Linked DNA regions of Homo sapiens: region 2 is linked to region 1. A link is a contact called in ENCODE Hi-C or POLR2A ChIA-PET data. All regions are on one chromosome and are shown on one strand. The core of a region is the stretch at or near the end of the contact, and the rest is flanking DNA. Distances in the headings are between cores, read along the strand shown.

Region 1 (7,298 bases), core at 2,656-5,155:
TCCAACTCCCGACCTCAGGTGATCCACCCGCCTCGGCCTCCCAAAGTGCTGGGATTACAGGCGTGAGCCACCGCGCCTGGCCTTAAAGCCAAATAATTTAAGTACATAATGCTAATAGCATTTTACCATTAATTATGTATTATGTGAATCTATACCTTGCTTGAAAATGATTTCATATGAAAATGTAAGACGTTTCTTCAGCTCTTGAGGAAGCGTGCTGGGATATAAGGCAACTGACGAATGGAGGGCACCATACAGGTAGGCGCTGACACCAAAAGCAAGAGCAATCATGGTCAAAGCTGGAAAATGACCATCCTGACTACAGCTTGCAGCACAGCCAACAGAGGTGAGGGTGAGCCAGGAGACGTCCCCTCACCCAGACAAGCATTCAACTTCACAGACCTCATTTATCCATTCACACGACCATTCATTTGCTTATTGAACACATAGTAGTCAGTTGCTTCCATGTATTAGCTAAGCCCTATGCTGAATGTAAGGGCTGTTTGTTTGTTTGCTTTTTCTTTTTTTCGAGACAGAGTCTCGCTCTGTCGCCCAGGCTGGAGTGCAGTGGCACGATCTCGACTCACTGCAACCTCTCCCTCTGGGGTTCAAGCGATTCTCCTGCCTCGGCCTCCCGAGTAGCTGGGATTCCAGGCGCCCACCACCACGCCTGGCTAATTTTTTTTTGTATTTTTAGTAGAGATGGGGTTTCACCATGTTGGCCAGGCTGGTCTCAAGCTCCTGACCTCAGGCGATCCACCTGCCTAGGCCTCCCAAAGTGCTGGGATTACAAGTGTGAGTCACCGCCCCCCGCCTGAATATAAGTTTTTAAGGGCAAGTGCTGCCAGGAGTCCCTGTCTCTGACCCCAAGGGGTTTGCCATCTAGCTAGGGACTCACATACAAGAGCAGGCCTCCTGAGACCTGGACAAAGAGGGACGTGAGTGAGGAGGAAATACCTCAAAGCGGAGGGAACAGCAGGTGCGGAGAGCGAGAGGGGGAAGAGAGAAACGCTCTTTTGAGAGGACTGAAAGGAGCTTCACAAACCCAGATGACAGGAGGGGTGCCATGAAAGAAGAGACTGGGGAGGGTGTCGGGGCCCAAATCAGGATGGGCCTCAGTCTTGCTAAGGAGCTTTAACAGTTTCAGGACAAGGTGAGTCATTGGGGATTTAATGACGAAAATGGTATGTGCACCACAAGAAGCCCAATCTTCAGCTGATCATGTGCAGAGACTTAGGAAGACCGCACAGTTTATATCTGTGAAATATCTGCTAAACACTGCGACTTTCTTCCCGATTAATTCCAGGTGGTGTGAATGCTTGCCGCGGGATCTGTGACAGGGACATGGTTAAAGGGGAGCCTGCTCCACAGAACAGATCTTTTGACCGCTCAGACCTGCAGACCATGTGGTGCTCATGGCTAGTGGTCACCAGTATTTCCGGGTCTTCTCCCCTTCTTACACACTCGGAAGACACAGTTTCACAACCGCCCGTGCATCGGGCAGGGCTGCACAATTAGAGCCAGCCCACAGGCTGTGACTGGCTATGAACTTCTCTGTCATTTTTGGGCTGCCAAACTTAAACACCCTTTCGACAAAGCTCTTCAGTCTGCTTTCCCTCTTCAGTGCACCCTAAGTCCTGCTGACATGGAAGTCATGAGATCTTCCCTGGAGAGTGACCTGGCCCCACAGGGGACTTTGCATAAACCAGTGAAGCCATAGACATCTGGTGTAGCCACAACTTAACCCAGCTTAGCCTGGCTGATGCAGGCAGGTGCAGTGTCAATCCATCTTTTTGTTTGTTTGTTTGTTTGTTTGTTTTTTGAGATGGAGTCTCACTCTGTCGCCGAGGCTGAAGTGCAGTGTCATGATCTTGGCTCACTGCAACCTCTGCCTCCCAGGTTCAAGCGATTCTCCTGCCTCAGCCTCCCGAGTAGCTGGGACTACAGGTGCGCACCACCACGCCTGGCTAATTTTTGTATTTTTAGTAGAGACGGGTCTCACCAGGTTGGCCAGGATGGTCTCGATCTCTTGACCTCGTGATCTGCCCGCCTCAGCCTCCCAAAGTGCTGGGATTACAGTCCTGAGCCACGGCGCCCGGCCAGTATCCATCCATCTTCCCTTGAATTTGTTCTCTTGCAGATACTATTATGGTAGTGTTTTTGCATTAGTATCTCTAGTATTAATATGAGACAGCTGGTGAGGTAGAAAGAGCATTGATCCAGTTTCCAAAAAGAACTGGGCTCTAGAACTGACTCTGCAACCCACCAGCACATGAACTTGGGCATGTCACGTAACCTCTCTGAGACCTACTTTTTTCCATAAAAAGGGGAAGCAACACTTGCTACCGCCCACCCCCACCTTAAGAGTTGATGTGAAGTTTAAAGTCCAAAGGGAAAATGTGTGTGAGAATGTGAGGCAAGGTACCACTCCTGTGACCATTTTCCTACCATTGCTAATGAGTGTCCTAGGGGAGAAGAAAAGGAATGAATTAGAATTGTTTTAAGCTCCCCTCCTCTCGCATACACACAAAAAGAGAGGCAAACGACTCCTGTATTTATGTAGATTAAAAATCTCATTTTGTTGCTCAAATCATTTCAGGTCTCTTGAAAGCTCATGTGAAAGTTGATTATCACATGCAGGCTCAGATAATTTCCCCAGAGAGCTAAACAAATTAAAATATATTTTTTAACTCCAACAAGCTGACACGGGCCATCAGTTGCATCCTTAGGACAAGTTCCATCATGTGGCTTTAATCAGAAGCTGGGTGTCTAAGCAATATTTACCTGGCGGGAAGGGAGGTGGCACAAGCAAGGGGCCAGGAAGTGGTTCATCAGGATCCTCCAATTCTAGTGCCCATTATTCCCAGATAGCCATCTCCATGCTGTAGGTAGACCCAGCTGTGCAGTCAGATGCTGGGCTCTTTATAGGATGACTAAGCCATCAGCCTACCACTCCCCGGAGGAGGTCTTCAATCTGATATGCATAAAACCTCACCTCAATTCAGCGTGGCTGATTCTGAGTTAAACGGTGATTTTTTTGTTTCTTTTTCTGAGATGGAGTCTTGCTCTGTCGCCCAGGCTGCAGTGCAATGGCATGATCTCGGCTCACTGCAACCTCTGTCTCCTGGGTTCAAGCCGTTCTCCTGCCTCAGCCTCCTGAGTAGCTGAGATTACAGGCGCCTGCCACACCAGGCTAATTTTTGTACTTTTGGTAGAGACAGGGTTTCCCCATGTTGCCCAGGCTGGTCTCGAACTCCTGACCTCAGGTGATCCACCCACCTTGGCCTCCCAAAGTGCTGGGATTACAGGCATGAGCCACTGCGCCTGGCCAAGGGGTGATTTATTTATTTATTTATTATTTTTATTTTATTTTATTTTAGAGACAGGGTCTCACTCTGTCACCCAAGCTGGAGTGCAGTGGTGTGATCTCTGCTCACTGCAGCCTCGAACTCCTGGCTCAAGCAATCCTCCTGCCTCAGCCTCCCAAGTAGCTAGGACTACAGGAGCAAACCACCATACCCGGCTGCAGTGAGGTGGAACTTCCCCAAAAAAGAGCAGGCGAGTCTAACTTCCCCAAAAAAGCAGCCTGAAAGCTGTGTAACAGGAGACGATGACAAGACAGCGACCAGCCTGAGCTTCAGCAAGCACAGATCTACACATTCATCGCTGTGACAACGACCCTGCAGACCCAACACGGACCACCCTCCCACAATGCAGAGATAGTGGCCACTGCTCCATGGGTCACAGGCACCCTTGCTGAGCTGAGGTCAGCTCCGAGAGATGCGGGTCATCTGAAAGGAACAATCAGGCGGTGAGAAAAACCAGAGACAGGCGAGTCTAGCTTCTCTCTTCCGCTTTTGCTTTTTAGGAACATCTGTGTGCTTTGTTGCCCCATTTCCTTTCTCCTTCTTCAGCTTCATGCTGATGTTGACACAGACTCCTGATAGAAATTCCTGAGGGGTACAGTTGGAACTGGCAAGACAGTGAGGTGGGGTGAGGAAATCAGAGTGTAGCGTCAAACAACTTAAGTTTCAATCCCTGCTCTGATACTTGGGAGCTACTCATGACACCAGGAAAGTGCTTTGTAAATTGCAAGCAGAGATGGGAAAATTAGTGGTTCATTTGCAGCTGTGGCTCTGCAGGTCACCTTTCCACAGTGCCGGCCCAGCGGGGCTTCCCACACATCACAGCCGCTTCTGCAGGCATCCTCCCTCCCCTGGGCTCTCTCCCCATCGTCCCGCGTTGCTGCTGCTGCCTGCACATGCCACATACACAGCCTTCCCTGCACACGTGCCTGCTGCTTCCTGCCTTCAGAGAGCAAAGCCTTCGAGTGCAAAAGAAGGCAACATCTGAATGAGCTTCCAATACAGATCTCTCCCCCATTTTCACCGCTGAGAGTAAAGGGAAGATAGTTTTATTCAGATGAGGGCCTTGAAAACAGCACATCGTTTCCTAGCTAGGTGACCTTGAACGAGTTTCCTAAGCTCTGAGTGCCTCAGTCCCCTTAGAATATTGTCATGATGCTAAGTGAGAGAATATATGTGAAGTGCTTACAAGTATGCCATAAATGTTATTAGTGATATTGTTATTTTAAGAATAAAGTTAATGGATAAGGGAAAACAAAACCCTCCCACCACTCCATGACATCAGTTAGAAAGCCTATGAACCCAAAGGTTTACCTCTTCAAATGTAAAATAATTGTACAACTAGTACCTAAGACCACGCTATCTCTCTTGGCATATGGAATGTTTGTATTTGCCAGGGTTCTCTGGAGAAACAGAACTAATAGGATATATATATATACATATAGTGAGAGAGAGATATTTATTGATTGATATGTATATATAGTGAGAGATATTTATATATAGTGAGATATATATTTATTGATTTATTATATAAAATAAATATTATATATAATATATATTATAATGTTACAACTAGTACCTAAGATCACGTGACCTCTCTTTGCATATGGAGTGTTTGTATTGGCCAGAGTTCTCTGGAGAAACAGGACTAATAGGATATATATACATATAGTGAGAGAGAGATATTTATTGATTTATATATATAGTAAGAGATATATATAGTGAGATATATATTTATTGATTTATTATATATATTAAATATTATATATAATATAATATATATTATAATTTTACAACTAGTACCTAAGACCACGCGGCCTCTCTTTGCATATGGAATGTCTGTATTCGCCAGAGTTCTCTGGAGAAACAGGACTAATAGGATATACATATATATAAAATATACCTAATATATATATATCACTATATATAGTGAGAGATATTTATTAATTTATTTCATATTATATATTATATATATAATGAGAGAGGTATTTATTGATTTATCATAAGATGGAGAATGACAGATCCCAAGATCTGCAGTTGGCCAGCTGGCGACCCAAGAGAGACTATCACCACAGTCCCAGTGGTAGTCCAAAGGGCTGAGAACCAGGAGACCCGATGGCGTCATTCCATCCCAAAGGCTGGCAGCCTTGAGACCCAGGAAGAACTGATGTTTCAGCTGGAGTCCCAAAGCAGCATGTCCCAGATCGAGCAGTCAGGCAAGAGGACTTCCATCTGACTCACGGGAAGGCCAGTTCTACTCAGGCCTTCGACCGATTGGATGAGACTCACCTGCACCAGTGAGGGCTATTTGTTCACAGACACACCCAAGAACAACGTTTGACCAAATATCTGGGCATCCCGCGGCCCAGTCAAGTTGACACAGAAAATTAACCATCACAACGTCATTGACAGCATTATTGGCACTAATAATCCCTGGTATTCCAGGCAATCCTGATGCACATGAGCCCCTCCATCCCTCAGCTATGCTCCCTGCACACACCCCTCTAGAGCACAATGCACATTTGCTAGAATGTCCTGATTGTCCATCAAGGGTGAGAGCCACATCCTCAGAAAAAATGGCCCTCAGGCATCTGTGCTGGAAATAGCCATTCTTCCTTGGCCAACTGGTTTGCTTTTATCTTAAAAGCCCTAGATTCTGTCACTGACTCCTTTACCCACTGTCTGTTGAGAAGCTCATGGTGCAGTCTGTAGGGTACTTCCAGCCCGAGCTTCGTGCCTAATGGTATGTATTCCACATGCGGACCTCATCTTAGAACTGAACCTGTTACTCCCTCTGATCCTCATCTTCCCTTAACCTTCATTTCCTCACCTCATGATTCTTTCTTGTTCCATTCATGTTTTTGTTTTGTCTTGTTTTGAGACAGGGTCTTATTCTGTTGCCCAGGCCAGGGTGAAGTGGTGCAATCACAGCTCACTGCAGCCTCAAACTCAACCTCCTCAGCTCAGGTGATCCTCCCGCCTCCGCCTCCCATGTAGCTGGGACTACAGGTGCACGCTACCATGCCCGGCTACTCTTTTTATTTTGTATTTTGTAGAAGCAAGGTCTCACTATGTTACCCAGGCTGCACACATGCTTTTTTTAAAAACACACTTCAAGTTTATTTTAGAGCAAGGCAGGTATCCATGCAAGGAAGACATATGAGCGTGTCTTCACGAGCACATAGACCCAAGTAGGTTATTTAATCTTCCTCTCTCCACTACCTAGCACCTTGTCATTTTCCCCAAAACTGCTATTCAGTTGGCCTGATCTGCACTTTGATAGCCTGTTAAATTTCACCATATTTGTCATGTAAAAAATGTTCCAGGCGTCACCAAACTTCTGTATTTCAAAGACAAGGCCACACAGCCTTCTCATGCCTCTCCCTCTCCCAGAATTCCAGGAGCGTGATGACAAGTATTTCTCTGTAAGGGTCTTTGGGGTCTATACTTCTCCCCTAACCCAGAGGCCGGTTTAAACTCTCTCTGGGAAAAATTCCCATTTAATCGGCTTGAAGGTAGATCACAGAATTCTGAGATTCTATTATTTCAGAGTAATAGAAACGAGTCAGATGGACAGTTTTGAAATAGAAAATGGTCTCAAGAGTTAACAATTGATATCAAAGTTGGACTGAAAGATTAACCAGTTAAAGATTCCTGGTAGACCTGGCCAACATGGTAAAACCCCGTCTCCACTAAAAATACAAAAAATTAGCCGGGCGTGGTGGCGGGCACCTGTAGTCCCAGCTACTTGGGAGGCTGAGGCAGGAGAATTGCGTGAACCCGGGAGGCGGAGCTTGCAGTGAGCCCAGATCGCGCCACCGCACTCCAGCCTGGGCGACAGAGCGAGACTCCGTCTCAAAAAAAAAAAAAAAAGAGAGAGAGAGATTCCTGGTAGAGATAATTGTGGCTTCAGAGGAAAGGGAGGGAGGGGCA
Region 2 (7,298 bases), core at 3,093-5,592, 700 kb before region 1:
GAGCATGCTCTTTTGTAGCAGAAGAGTGAAAACAGCGCCTACCAGAAATGTCAGTACAGTAGAGTGCTTTTCTTGATGTGAATTAAGATTTCTCAGAACTTCGCTTTCTCAGTCATTTGCCCAAAGTGTGCCCCAGGACCTTGTAGTGTATCCTTTCTCTTGTATGTGTGGCAGGAATGGGTGGGTGACAGACATGTATATGATAATTGAGGATCAGAACATATGTGATGGAGTCGATTTTCCTTCTGCCTTTTCCCTGCTTTGCTGTTTCCTCAAGGGAAATGATGCCTGTGCATAGACTATTGTGTGGGGAGGGGCGTGGGTATGGGGAGAGTAGCACTTGGTGAAACTGCATTTACACAAATCTCAATGTTTTCCTGCATGCATTTGCATTTACTACATAGGAACATATGCACACGCTGTCGATAGAGGCGGTTACAAAACTGTTAATGCCTCCTGGAAGGTGAAATCACAAACTGCAAAGGTTTCTTGCCAGGGAAAATGTAGAAATGACACTGCCACCTGTTGTTTAAACCAGAGAATTGCTACAAGTTCTGTTGCACCCATGAAGGGGGCAAATGCTGGGAGTAGATTTCTCCTCTCTCCTCACGTGGAAACTCTACTTATTTATTGATAACCGGTACATTTGCTATAAAATAGTCTATCAAATGTGGGTTTTCACAGTGTGAAATAAGAGGAAAATAATTTATTGAAAACATGCTTGGGTCTTTATTGTCATGGTGTGTGGTTTTCAACGCTTTATGTAATGGAGCCTAAGGCTTTCTATTTTGTGTAGTTTTTCCCTCAAGAAGACAACAAAGGAATTTCTCTTCCTTATGCTAATGGTGGATGAAAAGGTAGGAAAGTACTTGGGGCTAGTGTCGTTGGCTTATGTTCAGTCATCGAGCAAGCAGTTGGTAGCCAGTATCAGTGGATAATGATATTGACAGCCAGTACCAGCAAGCAATTGGTAGCTGGTATCAGTGGACAATGATATTGACAGCCAGTACCAGCAAGCAATTGGTAGCTGGTATCAGTGGATAATGATACTGACGGCCAGTATCAGTTTCATTTGGGTGTCTGATGAAAAACTTAGTTCTTCTGCAGTGAGGAAAGGGTAGCTATTGAGGGTACTAAGAGCTGGTGTTCAGTTTGTGTAGTGGAGCAAGCGTAAACTTAGCAAGATAAGGAGTTTGTGTGTGATCATGCAGATTTCAGTGAGTTATCAATCCACTTTAATGCTAGAGCCAGTGCCCCTCCACCCATATTAATTAGTTATGCCATTCTCCTATGTGAATTACCATGGCATAAGTTAGTGGTTTTAACAGAGTTAATGAACTCTGTTGAGATAGCTGGGTCAGAAGGCAGCTAACTAAGAGGGAGCTTGCACTGGGGCCTTTGTAAGTAGGAATTCCCACTCACAGCATCGACAGTGGTCTAGGTGATTTTTAAATTCTCCTCCTTTTTATGTCCTTTTTCTAAATTTTACAGGCACATAGGCCAAACCTGTAGTGTTCACTTTCTGACCATGAAAAACCGTTATGAATAATGTTCACTTTCTGACCATGCTAAACCATTATGAGTAAACTTTAAGTCATCTTATTGAGGATTGACACCAGCTGATGATTCCTATATTGGTATTTAAAATTCCAGAAAGTCAAAGCTCAGGCAGAATAGTAAAAGAAAATGAAATAATATGAAGTCCCAGAGAGGAGGAAGGTGGTGTTTGAGGAGTGTTTTTCAACCTTTGGCAATTTCTTCAGCTCTTAGGGCCTTGATTTCCCCATCTATGAAATGGGGAATTCAGATCACAAAAGTTTTGAGGTTCCTTCTGCCTATCATTTTGTTGATGTATTTGAAACTTATCTTGCTAATACACCATTAGATCTCTAAATTTGTAATACGATTTAAAATGTAGATTTCTAGTCCCAATGTGGTGCTAGACTTCGCTCTTCCTGGGCCGCATATGGGGACAAGATGACGTCTTCAGCCGTCTTCAAACCCTGTGACTCTGGAAGCATGTTATATGTCCTTCCTATGTAAGAAAGTATCCAAGTTTTCCTAGGAGACTGTCAAACTAGGATAAGCACACCTTTCCTTGGGGAAACACCATCTTTCCTTAACCTTCTTTAGCTTAATGTTTTTGATATTCAGCACATACTATCTAAATAGATGACGCAGATATCCATAGACACCATGCCATAGTTAATATCTAATGCCTTCTAACAGCTACATATGGAACAATTATTTTAGCCCTCTAAACCTTAAGATTGGATGAGTTTGCCTTTTAATCCAAGAAATATTTTGGGATGAGAAGTCAACTTTTCCCCATTTTTCCTTGTCTTTCCTATTTGGACTTTCTCCGTCACACTGTTCGTTTAATGAATAAGCAAAGATAACTCAGCTGCTTGCCAAAAATGCACTCAGATTTCTCCTGCAAACACTCATTTTTAAGTAAACCAAAGTAGTAGGAAATGAAGAAAACAGAGAGGGAGTTTATTAAATTATGTTTAGGCTTTCTTCCTGGCATCATTGGGCTCTGGATACATGTTGATCAATTCTTATCCATGAGTACATCACGCTAGAGTTTTAGGTCTTTCTCTGCATGGAGAAGCTTCATCTCTGGTGTGAGGTCTGGTAGTGAACTGATGAAGGAGAGGAGAAAACAAGAGCAGGGGGTCACTTTTTAAAAGTCAATTTTTATCCTGCTGTGATTGAATTGTTGCCCCAATAGACAGAGCATACGATTCTGTATTGTTTCTCAACAGAGAACTAGAAGAAGTAAAGAAACTTCTTATGACATTCACAAACACAATTTCTACTGTTATGTTTTAAAATATTGGGGTTTTTGTTGTTTTTTTGTTTTTGTTTTGTTTGTTTGTTTTTTGAGATGGAGTCTTGCTCTGTTGCACAGGCTGGAGTGCAGTGGCGCATTCCCAGCTCACTGTGACCTCTGCCCCCTGGGTTCAAGCGATTCTCCTGCCTCAGCCTCCCTATTAGCTGGGCATGGTAGCACTCACCTGTGATCCTAGCTACTCAGAAGGCTGAGGCAGGAGAATTGCTTGATCTCACGACACGAAGCGGAGGTTGCAGTGAGCCGAGATCACGCCACTGCACTTCAGCCTGGGCAACAGAGCAAGACTCCATCTCAAAAAAAAAAAAAAAAAAAAAAGATCTTACATGAGACAACGTCATATTCCAATAGCTTCTTCTACTTCATTCTAGTTACTCTGCCTGGGGTCACAACAATAATTTTGAAGGTATTTTAATGTCTTTCTCCTTTTTTAAATAAGGAGAATACTAAGACCTGATTGGAGAGACTTGCCTTACGGCTCTGGCCATCTGCAGTGTTGGAAGTAGATGATCTAACTTGAATCTAATATTCTTTCCACTATATGATATATACACAAACCAGTATTGCCTTTTGCGTTGTTACCCTTTTATGTACGTGTGTGTATGTGTATACACACATACATGTTACAAAGTAATCAAGTCCCAGTTAAAAATATATATTCACAAATATTTCTGTGACTTCAAAAAATGTGAAGACTCTTAGTTTAGACAAAAATGCATTAAAGTTAGGATTGTAGACTCTTCCTAGAAACAGAAGGGACACTGTAGATAAGAGTAGGTGGTGTCCTCTAGCTTCAGGCTATTTTGCATCAAAAACAACCTAGACAAATCACGTATACTTTGTATATGTTAGTATAGCCCCCAATACATGAATTCCAACCTGTATTGCTGACTTCGCTCCTACAGTCTGCAGCATTGTGAGCGCCTTGAAGGATGCTATATTAAAGTACTTTGAGCGTGGTTTCACATTATGGCCCAACGATACACACCTGTCGATTTTTGCTGGTTTTACCACCATTATTTTATATAGTTATCATTTACTGAGTGTTGACTATGGGCCAGTCGTTTCATAGCAGGCCCGTTTTTCATATTTTGCAGCTAAGAGGAGGAAACCGAAGCCAAGTGACTTGCCCAAGGCCACGCTGCTAGCAAGCGGTACGGCTGGCACTTGAACTTGAGTCTGTGACTCCAGAGCCGAATTCTTCATCCCCGGACTCTCCTGTCTCACCTGGGGAAGGTGCTGAGGTGTCTCAGAGGATTTACCTCACTCTGCAGGCCTAAACAGAATTAATCCTGTGGTTTAGTGTCTTAATAGGGATGCTGAGGGCAAAGGAGAGGCTCTTATTTTCAAAACAAATGACTTTGGCAGCATGAAAAAACGAAACCGAGAAAATTGCCAGCACCAAGCTTTGTGTGCAAACACTACTGCTTTGTTCCCCGGTGTTGAGACTCCTCATTAAACAGCTCCCTCCCTGCGTTGCTCGAGAAAGGAAAGGAAAACTTCAGAGGTACGGCTACTCCCCAAGCGCTGTTGCTGCCAGAGCCTCTAGTATTTATTTTTCAAAATTTTAAAAATAGTCATGGCATTCTTACAGCTCTTATGCCCTCCAGGATCCCAGCCGACTTCTAAGTACAGAAATGTTAATGGGCCGAGGGAGGGGAAGCCCAGAGGGCAGATCACCTCCCAGAAACTCAGGCTAAGCCAGTCCTCGGCTGAGAGGAGTTCTGCTTTCAGTGAGGCCCACCTTTATTTCTTATTTACGTCGCATTACAGGATGTGTCAAGAGCCCTTAGACATCCTAGGCAAGTGGTAACTGATGTTTCTCCAACACCGCTCTGTGCGTCTGTGGATAAGGACACAGTTTCTCCGAGGCCTTTCAGAATACAATGCACAGGTTGTGTTTCTTCATTACCATTGAGGTTTGGAACCTCTGGCTATTTCAGCCTTCCATTCTTGCCCTGTTTACAGGTAAGGAAAGGCTGAGAGAAATGAAGGGACTTCATTTTTGTCACATCGCTTGTGATACCATTAGGACCTCCTCCAGATGGCTGTCTTCGTAGGACAGTAGTCTTTCTTTGGCATCACTTTGTTGAAGCCCCTATGGTAGGGACTATGACTTAAACACTTTTCCTTTGGTGTAAAAATCACAGCCTTCTTATCCATGGGGAATGGATTGTTAACTGATTACTGTCATTTTTAAATATTTCAGTTTAGTTCTTTTCTAATGCATTTAATCCTGTTTCCCACGTCTGAGTACAAATTGCCCCACAGTATATTTTTTGTCATGCCCTACTGCCTTTTTTTTTTTGGTCAGGGTCTGGCTCTGTTTCCCAGGCTGGAGTGCAGTGGTGTGATCACGGCTTACTGCAGCCTCAACCTCCCAGGCTCATGTGATCCTCCCACCTCAGCCTCCTGAGTAGTTGGGACTACAGGCATATGGCACCATGCCTGGCAAATTTTTTTTTTTTTCTATTTTTGGTAGAATGGGGTTTCGCCGTGTTGCCCAGGCTGGTCTCAAACTCCTGGACCCAAGTGATCCACCCACATAGACCTCCCGAAATACTGGGATTACAGATGTGAGCCACCATGCCCGGCCTCCTTCTGCCTTTTCTTTAGTCCTTTCATCTCCTTTTATTCCCCTAACTCTTCCATCTCTCCCCCTACATGAAACCCAAAGTGCCAGGTGAATGAATCTCATTTATTAAGGTGAGATCAGAGAGTTGTCTCTGCAAGTAGATCATTGACCAGGGAGCTGACTCCAGACTCCCTTTCACGAGGCACCCAAATCTTTCCCTTCTGGGAAGAGAAAGCACCTCATCCCATCCTTCATGGCATCAGTTTTCCTCTTGAATAGAAACCTCCCACAAGGCCAAAGACAAACGCACATGCTTCAGAGTCTTGCTTTCTACGGATTGGGAAGGATAAGTTACGGTCCTGTGGGATGGGTAGCAGAGTGCTGCCTGATAATCCCTAGAGAAGGATGTCAGGCCCCAGTCGTGGCCGCTTCTCCAGCAGCCTCTTTAGAATGTGGGGAGTTGATCACTTTCTGTCCTCAGCTTCGGGCCTTAGCCTCAGTTCTGGCCCAGGAGAGGAAGCCCCTCTCAGCAGCACCTCAGAACAGAACCGTGTAACAGGAAGGAAGGGAGGAGTGAGCAGGATTGAGCAGTCCAGCTCCTGCCCATGCCTTTTCTCGAGCTCTGGCTGTGTCTGCTCTTAGATTTCATAGTGCTAATTGGTTTTCATGTTTTAGAGGCTCCAGGCTCCTTGATCTTGTTTGTTATGGAGTCTTCAATAGCCCCGCGATTATGTGTTCATGATTACGTTAAGCACAGTTAATATAGCTGTGGGGTCTGCGTGGAGGGCTCCTTCCGAGACAGCTCACCTCCCTGTGGTGTGTGTCCCTCTGTTCTCAGTGGGCTGAAAGACAGGGCAGTTTTGTTAGGCGAGACAGGTCAGTATTTGGCACTTGATGTCTTTTAAATTGTCTCTATTCACACATCAGGAAGGCTGCAGCTGATTTCCATTTATTTTTTAGTTTTTTAAAAAATCTTCTGAGAATAAGTCAGAATTATACAGGGGCTGCATATCACTTTCCAGCTTTCCCCCTAACTTTGTAAGTATGTGGGGAAAGACAGATGTGCAGTAAGGGCTTCTCACATTATCACCCAGGAGTTCCGTCTGGGAAACAGGGAGCACGTCCCAGTTCCCCTTTGGTAGGAAGAGGAACCTACGTGGGTCCAGCCTGGATATCCCTGGACTGTTCCTCACCACCCGTGTCTCCCCTGTCCCGCCCCCCGCCGCCCCTCCAGCACCCCAGCCCCTCCAACATCCCAGTCCCTCCAACTCGCTCATCAGTTTTAAGGTAGAATAGCAAGGCGGGCTCTTCCTACAAAGTAGATTTTTACTTTAACAACTTTAAAATCCACTTTGGGGCTTTGGGGGACCATGACATATAGGTTAGATTTCTTTTAGCAGTCAGGACGTGGTTGTGCTTTCAACACAAACATCAAATCACCGTCTTTAATTTTTAAAACCAATCCTAAAACAGTGTAGTAGAATTGCTTCCCAAATGTCAAGATCCCGCCTTTTCTCCCCTTTCAATATCTAGCTGTCTTCGGAGTATATAAAACCCATTCACAGAGCTTGGGAACAATTAGGTTCTCAAACTCCACATCTCATATGGAGGCCAATTGAAGATGAACATCTTTAAATGTCAAGAGGTGTGTGTTCTGGCCTGTAACCACGGCTCCATATGTGTGCTGGTTCTGACAGGGGCCCTAAATTCAGTGACGACGTCTGGTAATGATTGAGAGTGACTGCTGACTGGAGGTTTGAAGGACCTGGCTTCCCCCACTTTTTCTTTCTTTATCCCTTTTGCAGTTTTCATAGGATTCTCTGTTTGTGAGAGGATTCTGCAGTAAGCAGGTACTTGTGTTTTGCTTTT

What was found. A loop is a pair of places that touch in the nucleus more often than their neighbours do. ChIA-PET counts read pairs that join two places held with the same protein, here RNA polymerase II (POLR2A). Pooled maps may share reads with other maps.
Region 2: a pooled map of adrenal gland shows a loop between it and region 1 (2.2-fold over the local background). The contact joins two enhancer-like sites. A Hi-C loop is called at or near these places in 7 of 168 maps with a recorded cell type or tissue (CD4-positive, alpha-beta T cell, Caco-2, Calu3 and 4 more), 1 of 37 single-sample maps with no recorded cell type and 19 of 50 pooled maps. POLR2A ChIA-PET finds 5 or more read pairs at or near these places in 1 of 52 experiments (MCF 10A).

Annotation. Positions count from the first base shown.
Region 1 is chr1:245,307,683-245,314,980 of GRCh38, reverse strand. The region is part of intron 2 of KIF26B (kinesin family member 26B); the gene reads right to left. Among named protein-coding and RNA genes, the nearest start is that of KIF26B-AS1, 77 kb to the right of the region's middle. RefSeq lists a silencer at 3,552-3,727. Within about 2 kb of position 3,905, at least 3 of the 41 ENCODE cell types and tissues checked have a DNase peak (open chromatin) inside an H3K27ac peak, as active enhancers do.
Region 2 is chr1:246,005,680-246,012,977 of GRCh38, reverse strand. All of the region lies in intron 5 of SMYD3 (SET and MYND domain containing 3), which reads left to right. Among named protein-coding and RNA genes, the nearest start is that of SMYD3-AS1, 99 kb to the left of the region's middle. Within about 2 kb of position 4,342, at least 2 of the 41 ENCODE cell types and tissues checked have a DNase peak (open chromatin) inside an H3K27ac peak, as active enhancers do.